Regions from separate parts of the Mus musculus genome. Here region 2 is linked to region 1. The links are chromatin loops, found by intact Hi-C in ENCODE. Cell type or tissue: left cerebral cortex. All regions are shown on one strand. Each heading gives the region's core, and the rest is flanking DNA. Links, peaks and the distances in the headings are about the cores only. Region 1 holds the start of Ino80 (INO80 complex subunit). Region 2 has its middle 3.0 kb from the start of Oip5os1.

Evidence for each region. Hi-C counts contacts between places; a loop is a spot of excess contacts. Peaks named below come from ENCODE experiments on the same cell type or tissue, not always from the same donor. Only the 100,000 strongest peaks of a DNase experiment are listed, where the experiment ranks them.
Region 2: it touches region 1 in a loop (2.3-fold over the local background); 9 of 42 quality-filtered maps call a loop at or near these places.

What each region holds. Positions count from the first base shown.
Region 1 is chr2:119,474,009-119,478,403 of GRCm38, forward strand. Ino80 (INO80 complex subunit) reads right to left here and starts at 3,679. Exons shown (of 36, transcript NM_026574.4): 1 at 3,371-3,679. In left cerebral cortex, for the core only: a CTCF peak has its summit at 2,688; DNase peaks (open chromatin) are centred at 2,974, 3,702 and 3,975; H3K4me3 peaks cover 2,088 bases; H3K27ac peaks cover 1,501 bases.
Region 2 is chr2:119,589,085-119,593,479 of GRCm38, forward strand. No RefSeq gene overlaps it. Among named protein-coding and RNA genes, the nearest start is that of Oip5os1, 3.0 kb to the right of the region's middle. In left cerebral cortex, for the core only: a CTCF peak has its summit at 2,337; a DNase peak (open chromatin) is centred at 2,344.

The sequences.
Region 1 (4,395 bases), core at 295-4,294:
TTTTCCTTTGACTTCCACACTTGTGATATGTTATGTACATATACATACACATACTAAATAAAAGTAAGTGTGTGTGTGTGTGTGTGTGTGTGTATTTTTATTTAACTTGGTTTGAAATCTTTTCTTCAAGTTGTAAAGCAATAGTCCTCATTCTGTGGGTCTGACCCCTCCCATCACAGGGGTTGCCTAAAGCAATCAGAAAACAGATATTTAAATTACAATTCATAACAGTAGCAAAACTACAGTTATGAAGTAGCAATGAAAATAACTTTATGGGGCTGGAGACATGGCTCAGTGATTAAGAGCACCAATTGCTCTTCCAGAGGTCCTGAGTTCAATTCCCAGCAACCACATGGTGGCTCACAACCATCTGTAATGGAATCTGATCTTCTCCTGGGGTTTCTGAAGATAGCTACAATGTACTCATACATTAAAAAAATAGATAAAACATATAAAAAGAAAATAACTTTGATTGGGGTCACTTCAACATAAAGACCCATCCATATTAACTAACGGGTTGAAGCACTAACAAGTTTGAGAGCCACTGATATAAAGGAAAGAACACAGTAAACTAAAACAATCAAATTTAATCCCTTAAAAACAAAATTCATTTTAGAATACAGACAGATACCAGGCAAGGTGGCTCAAAGCTGGGACTGCAGAAAATCTGAGGATGCCGTGGTTCATACAGTAAGTTCCAAGTCACCTTGGGCTACAACATTATGTTACCCTATCTTACCCCTCCCCTACTCAAGAAGATAAGCAGATTTTACTAGGCACACACATCATTTACTGACAAAGATACACTCTTGAGAAATGTGACCTTGAGCTCTGAGCTATTTCTGTTGTCATGTAAACATACAGTGGGCTTATACAAATGCTCGAGGTATGAACTACTATATTCCTGGGCTATGTGGCAAAGACATGGTCCTATACGTAATTCCAAAATGTCACTCATGAGTACATAGTGATTATTCAGTACCCTGGAGGTTGGTTCCAGTGCTGCTCTCTCAAACGATGCACTGTTTGACATAATCCACACACCTCCACATAGGTTAAGTCACCATTAGGTTATGCTTAAATGTGACACTAGATAAGCATGATGAGAGTAGTTGTTTAGGGAATAGTAAAATGGGGGTGGTGTGGGAGTTTCTGTTCAGAAGTTATAACTACCACAGACCTAAGGACACAGCACAAAAGAGACAGATGTAAAGTGAATAGTGCTCAGACCAGTGCAAGGGAGAGTAGGACTTGTGAGCAGCTGAGGCAGCCCTCAACATAGTTTGCCTACACACCACTTCATTAGCCTGTTCATCAGAGTGCTGGGTCCAAAGCAAATTCAAGTTCTGCTTTTTGAAAAGTTTTGAAGGTTTTTAGACCCAAAGTTGGATAAGTACAAAGATGCGAAAGCCTATGCAAAGAACCACCAAATCAACAATCTCAAATGGTTATTTTATACAATGATGGTGCTTGTTAATTTCTAGCATAAAAGAAAACCAGATAGCCCATACCTTTATTATCCCATACTTTAATAGGAGGCAGAGACAAGAGAATTATGAATTCAAAACTACCCTGGCTCATAAAAAACCAGAATGGTGAGCTGAGACATTTCAGCATTAACGAGCGCTTACTGCTCTCTCATAAGACCAAGGTTAGGTCCCTAGCACCCACATAGTGGCTCACAACCACCTGTAACTCCAGTTCCAAGGGACCTGATGCTTTCTTCTAACTGGCCCCCATGGGCTCCAGCATACATATAAGTACATCATATACTCAGGCTCACATACATAAAACAAAATGTTTTTTAAAAAAGTAACAGCAATAAAAGAAAAGCAACAAAGTTTACATGCTATATCATACATAAATCTCAAACATGTTACATGAAAGCAGCTGGTAAAATGTGGGTACATATTTGAGCATGCCTTTAGGTAAGTCAGAAATGTCAAGCATAGCACATCTGCTGGGCAGGGTTGCACACCTTTAACCCCAGCACTCAGGAAGCTTAGGCAGACTGATCTCTGTAAGCTGCAGGGCAACCCACTCCACATAGTCAATTGCAGGACATCCAGACCTACATTATGAGACCCTGTCTCATTTAAAAAAAAAAATCTAAGACAGAAAATAGATTGTTACCAAATGTTGTGGGAAGAGGAAAAAGTGACGTTTAAGAAACTTCTAGACCTTCTTTTAAAGTCAATGTTAAATGGTGGTGATAGGTGTACAGTCTGCAAATACTGAAATTTTCTGAACTGTGCCTGATTCACTTGAGCTGCAATCATATCTGATAAAGATGTTACTCCTTCGGGGGAAAAAAAAAAAAGCCAGAGATGGAAGTGCAGTTATAATCTTAGCACCATGGACGCTAAGGCAGGAGGATATCAAGTTCCCGGCCATCCAGGCCAAAAACAAAAAACAAACAGGAAAAAGAAAAAAAAAAAAAAAAAAAAAGACACGACCGGAAGAAAGGAAGCATCAATAACCCACAGTGAAAATTAGGGATGTAAATCATGGATCACTAACTGGGAAAACTAAGCTGATCATCAGCGATGTTTTAAGGAGTTCAACCTCCAAATTCCTTCCCGAGTCCTAAGAAGTACAAGAATGTAAATCAAAGAGTCCTGAGCACAGTTGGTTCTGAACTAAAATAGTTAAACGCCTTCTTCGGCAATATCCAACTTCTAAACTGTAGGGGGCTTCCATCCTCCGTGATTACGGAAGTAGTACTTTTCATCAGCAAGCTCAAGAAGGAATTGTCAAAGTAAGATGACACTTGCTGAGACGCACTGCAAACGCCTCGAAAACCCAGAAGTGCTGTCACAGACACATTTCTAAGTCTGTGCACGTGTTAGCCTGTCCCCGTCTAACACCAACTAGCAACTTGCATCATTCGCCCGTAACCGTGGCTCGCTCCCCATTAAACTGATACTCTATCCAGTCCATAGATCTCATTCGTTTGAATTGACAGGTAGAACCCTCGTCCGGTTCCTGGTCCAGCCCGACAAGCCTCCGCCCTGCCCCTCCCCACTCCCAAACCCACACACGTGTTAGAGCGACACCGCCCCACCGGGTCCCACGTGCACCTGGCCTAACACTCCCCACGTGTGGGTGCTCCACGGGCTTCCTCGGGTGGCCGAGGTCACCCATAACCCCGGAGAGCCAGAGATACACGACAGGAGAGCCGAGGCCCAGGTCTCTGAGGTCCCAACCCTATGGGGAGTGTCCACACCCATCCTCTCTAACCCCAACAAACCCCAGGGCCGGGGGCGACGGCCCCTTTAAGAAGCGGCCCAGTCGTCGCCCGCAGAGAGGGGCGCACAGGGGCCTACACGACACCCCCTCCGTCCACCCGCCCACGTCTTCTCAACCTCACCTCGGGCCGAGGGGCCCCGCCGCCGCGGCGGCGGCGGAGGGGGGGCGGGGGGCGGGCGGGGTCCGGAGGGGGGGGTCGCCCCGCCGACTGTGGAGCCGCGCTTCGCTCTCGGAGGCCGAGGGACGGTGACTGCGTTGGACGGGAACGCTCCTAGCTCGCTCCCTCGGCGGCTCCTGGGACCCCAAGATGGCGGCGGCGCTGAGGCGGCTGCGGGCGCTGGGCCGGCGGCGGCGGCGGCCACTTTCACTCACTGAGAGGAGCGGAGCAGGGACACGGGGAGCCATGGCGGGGGGGAGGAGAGGCGCCATAGCCAGGCCAGAACAATCGAGCAGGTACTCGGCCGGCTTAGCCCTGCCCCGCCCACGCCCACTGCTAGTCGCTAGCCCGTGTCCGCCGACCGTGCCGCTACGGGCGGCCTCGTGCAGCTTGTACCCCGCTGCCGCCGCCCGACGCCCCGCGCGGACCGGGGTTCTGGGGGAGACCCTCATCTATACTATCTGAGTGCAGATTGGTCGGGGCTGGGACTGGCGAAGATTGCCGAAAGGCGACGGGGAGGAGGAGGAGGATGTCATCGCTAGAGTGAGCAAGCAGATCTCGCGGGAGGAGATGTCGCGAGAGCTCAGCGGCCCTGCAACTGCCACAGAAAGGTTACTTTTCCGGAAGTAACGTCAATGGAAACCGCCCAAAAACCAGGGACTCATTTTGGTCCTGCAGGTGGGAGGGACTGCTTGGCGTTGTCGCTGGAAGTTTTCTCCAGGTAGTGCTGGCCTACCCCGAGGCCAGCTCGGGCGGGGATGGATCCTTGTAAGAGCCAACTTGGAGACGTCTCCTGGTCGTCTTCCTGACGACACTGTCCCCCTTCGGCCCGAGACCGTTGGCACGAAGGCGCTTTCACCTTCCATGCACTTTCCATTTCCCCAGTGGGGTGAGTCGCCCTGCCCACACTCGAGCAACCGCAGAGCTGGGGCGGGCGGGGCGGGGCGGGGCGGTTGTTTCATGGTTATTTTGTCTGGGTTTGGTTAATA
Region 2 (4,395 bases), core at 178-4,177, 110 kb after region 1:
TCTTTCTTTCTTTCTTCCTTCCTTCCTTCCTTCCTTCCTTCCTTTCTTTCCTTCTTTCCTTTCTCTCTTTCTTTCTCTTTCTTTCTTTCTTTCTTTCTTTCTTTCTTTCTTTCTTTCTTTCTTTCTTTCTTTCTTTCTTTCTTTCTTCCTTCCTTCCTTCCTTCCTTCCTTCCTTCCTTCTCCCTCCCCTCCCCCTCCCCTTCTCCTTCTTCCCCTTCCCCCTTCTTTCCCTTACCCTCCTTCCCTTTCCCCTTTCCCTTCCTCTTTCTTTCTTTCTTTCTTTCTTTCTTTCTTTCTTTCTTTCTTTCTTTCTTTCTTTCCTCTTCTTTCTTTCTTTCTTTCTTTCTTTCTCCTTTCCTCTTTCTTTCCTTTCTCTCTCTCTTTCTTTCTTTCTTTCTTTCTTTCTTTGCTTTCTCTCTCTCTCTCTTTCTCTTTCTTTCTTTCTTAATCAAAGTCTCATTGTGTACTCATTGAGTTGGCATGGAACTCAAGATATAGAACAAGCTAGCCATGAACTCAGAACCTGCCTCTGCCTCTGCCTCTGGAGTGAAGGTGTGTGCCACTGATCCTGGCTGTGGTGCTCAGTTTCTTGAGGGAAAGAGTTCTCTTCTCTGCCAACAGTGAAAGAACAAATTTCTAGCTGCTATCAAAATATGTCTTGTAGGATGTCATTTAGAAGAATGGCCATGGGAACTCTCATTATTTGAACTAATTTTCTCAAAATTGAATTGATTTCAAAGAATAAGTGTGCTGTTTGAAGTGTTTCGTGTGCTGCATTTTTGGTGGCGTGGGAGCTGAAGCAGCCTGTTATGGGGATTTGCAGAGATGACTGTTCTATGAATGCATTTGTACCCTGTCACCTCTGTAATCACCAAGAAGTCAGAAGTGGAGAAGAAGGGTGCTGTGCCCATCTTAGCTCCTACTCTCAGGAGTAGGGGCTTCCAGGGAATGAAGAAAGTGCAGACAGGATGATATACATGAACATGTACACTAAAGCTATGATAAGGTAGGGTTCTGCCATGGCTATCTCTGCAACCTGGAACCTTGGTGTGTTGGGACAGCACAGCCACAACCTGGCTTCTGAAGGAGGCCTCTGTAATCAGCAATTTCAGATTTAAAGACCATAAACATCTGGGAGGAGGAAGCCCATGGACACTTGTTTTCAGGTTCAAGGGCAAAGGGGCAGAGAGAATTGAGGTAGAATTGAGGAAGGAAGGAGAAAGAAGAAGGAAGGAAGGAAGAAAGGAAGGAAGGAAGGAAGGAAGGAAGGAAGAGAAGGGAAGGAAGGAAGAAGGAAGGAGAAAGAGAGGAAATGAAATGGTTTGAGATGCTGTGGGAAGCAATTTGATGAGTACTGAGAAGCTGATGAAGAACTGAATATGTTACATCAGTCTTTCGCATATTGCAAGGCCTATTTATTTGATCTTTCTAAAGATTAATTTGCTTTATATGTACTAGTGTTTCCTATGTGTATGTATATACAATATGCACTGTATGCATGTTTGGTGCCAGTGGAGGTCAGAAGAATGTTGGATCTCCTGGACATTGAGTCATGGATGGTTGTGAACTACTATATGGGTGCTAGGAACTGAACCCAGGTCCTCTGTAAGAGCAGCAAGTGTTCATAACCTCTGAGCTATCTCTCCAGCCCTGTAGAAACCATCAGACTGTTACCGCAAGAAAACCTTCTGATGTTAATCTTGTGTCCTAGTTCAATTAACAGTTGATGTGGTGCTAAGCACCTATCAGATCTTATTTGGGGAAGGAAATGGCTTATTTCAACTTACAGGTTTCACCCCATCATCGAGAGAAGTCAGAGCAGGAACTTAAACAGAGACCACAGAGAACACTGCTTGGCTTCTCTTGCCATCTTGCTTTCTTACACAGCACAGATCCACCCATCCAGTCAAGACACCATACACAATGAGCCGGGCCCTCCCACATCAGTCATTAATAAAGGTAATGTCCCTACAGACATGTGCACAAGCCAACCTGATGGAGGCAATTCTTCACTCGAGGTTACCTCATCCCAGGTAACTCTAGATGTGTCAAGTTGACAGAACTAACCAGCGCATTTCAAAATTAATTTTAAAATAGAAAATAAATAGGGCTGAGGACACAGCTTGGTAGATAGAATGCTTGCTTAACATGCAGAGTTCTAGGTTCCAGACCCAACACTGTATGAAGCCAGGTATGCTGGCACACGTCTCAGCATGGGAGATGAAGGCAGGGGCATCAGCACTTCATGATCGTCTTTTAAAATTTATTTCTTTTTATGTGTGTGAGTGAGTGCCTGCATGTACATTTGTCTACCATGTGCATGCAATGTCTGTGGTGGCCAGAAGAGGCTCCTGTCCTCTGGAACAGTAGTTCCAGATGGTTTTGAGCCAGCACTTAGCTGCTGGGAAATGAGATGTCCTCTGTAAGAACAGACAGTACGCTTAACCATTGAGTCATCTCTAGCCCTTCCAGGTTGGCTTTGCTACAGAAGATCCAGTCTTCAAAAAAAGTGATTAAACAAAAGTAGGTATGTATCAGATCAATGGCCTGGACACAGTGTTACTGATATTATTTGTAAGGTTAAAATGAAAGAAAATCAGTTGGATTATAGTTGAATACCATATACAAAAAAATGTAGAAAACCAGAGTTAACAGTACTGGGGAAATCAATTTCAAGATTTACTTACAGCCTGGCGGTGGTGGCACATGTCTTTAAGCCTAGCACTTGGAAGGAAGAGGCAGGCAGATCTCTGTGAGTTGGAGGCCAGCCTGGTCTACAATGCAAGTTCTAAGACAGTTAGGGCTACACAGAGAAACTCTTTTTTTTTTTTCTTTAAGATTTATTTATTTATTTTATGTATACAAGTACACTATCCCTGTCTTCAGACACACCAGAAGAGGGCATTGAGTCCCATTACAGATGTTTGTGAGTCACAATGTGATTGCTGGGAATTGAACTCAGGACCTCTGAAAGAGCAGTCAGTGCTCTTAACCACCAAGCCATCTCTCCAGCTTGAGAAACCCTGTCTTAAAAAAACAAAACAAAAAAGTTATACTTAGTACAGTGCTACAATAATTAAGACTGTGTGGTATTCTTCAGCCTCAATTTTGGGTGTGGGGTGATGAGGGGACATGGTTTGTTTATATGGTCTCAGCTATTCTGGAATGCCACTCTGTTGACCAGGATGGCCTCAAACTCATAGAAATCTGCTTGCCTCTGCCTCCTGAGTGCTGGTTTAAAGGTGTGCACCACCACTACCCCAGCCCCAATTCTTAAAAGTAAAAATTTTCAAGAAAAATAAAAACTATAAACTTAACCAAATGAGTTGGGATTGAGGTGGCCAAGGTGGGAGGATTGCTAGAAGCTTGAAGTACGTGCTAGAGATGGCCCAGCAGTTAGAGTCCTTCTTGCTCATGTAGGGACCCACCCAGGCATGAGTCTTAGCCCTGCCATGGTGACTCACAATGATCCCTGACTCCAGATCCTTGGGATCTGATACCTCCTCAGGCACTAAGCAAGTGTGTGGTACATGTACATGCATAATCACAGGCAAAATAATTTACATAAATTTAATCTAAAAATATATCAAATCAAAATACATGAAAAAAATGGATATGGGTGTATTAAACAGATATAGCTCTGATAAGTGCTTGTCTAATATGCATGCAGTCTGAGTTTTCACTACATGTGAGCACACACACATACACCTCAGGCAGGAGAATTCCTCACCTATACCCCATATAAATAGGAAAGACATAGCACCATGGTTTGATGGTAACAGCCCTGCAGTGTCACCTGAACCCCTGCTTAAGTGAGTTGAGGAGGGACAAGACTGTTTCTGCTGGTTCTTTGGGCAGCCCTTCGGCTTAGCCCAGGCCTCATTGCTTGATATCGCTCCTTTGGATTACTGTTGTCTGTGCATCTGTCTGTCCCTACTCAGTCCTGCACCTCACCATATTCCTCCGTTGACACTCACCTGGACCCCTCAGCTAGCTTCAATACTCTGTGTCTTTCTAAATGAGTTCATCAATATCTAACTGTGGTGACTTTTCCCATTTATATCAGCTCTGTCTGGATGTAGTAAAACCTCACTGAACACAGAGGTTTGTGTAATCCTTTGCAGGCCTTCTGTAGTCTAAGTATATACAGATATACAGTGTGCCTATTCATACACAGAGACATACGGTGCAGTGATGTGTGATCTGATAGTAGCTAACACTCAAAGAACCTGTCTTTGGATGGAGGACATTGTTGCTCACTTGAGATTCAGGACATAACCAGTGTGGTAATTCTGTTACATTGCAATTTGAGGCCAGCCTGGGATACACAAGGTCTCTGTCACCAGCCCAGCTATAAAGGGAAATCAAGGCTGATGGCCAGTTGCAGCCAATAAA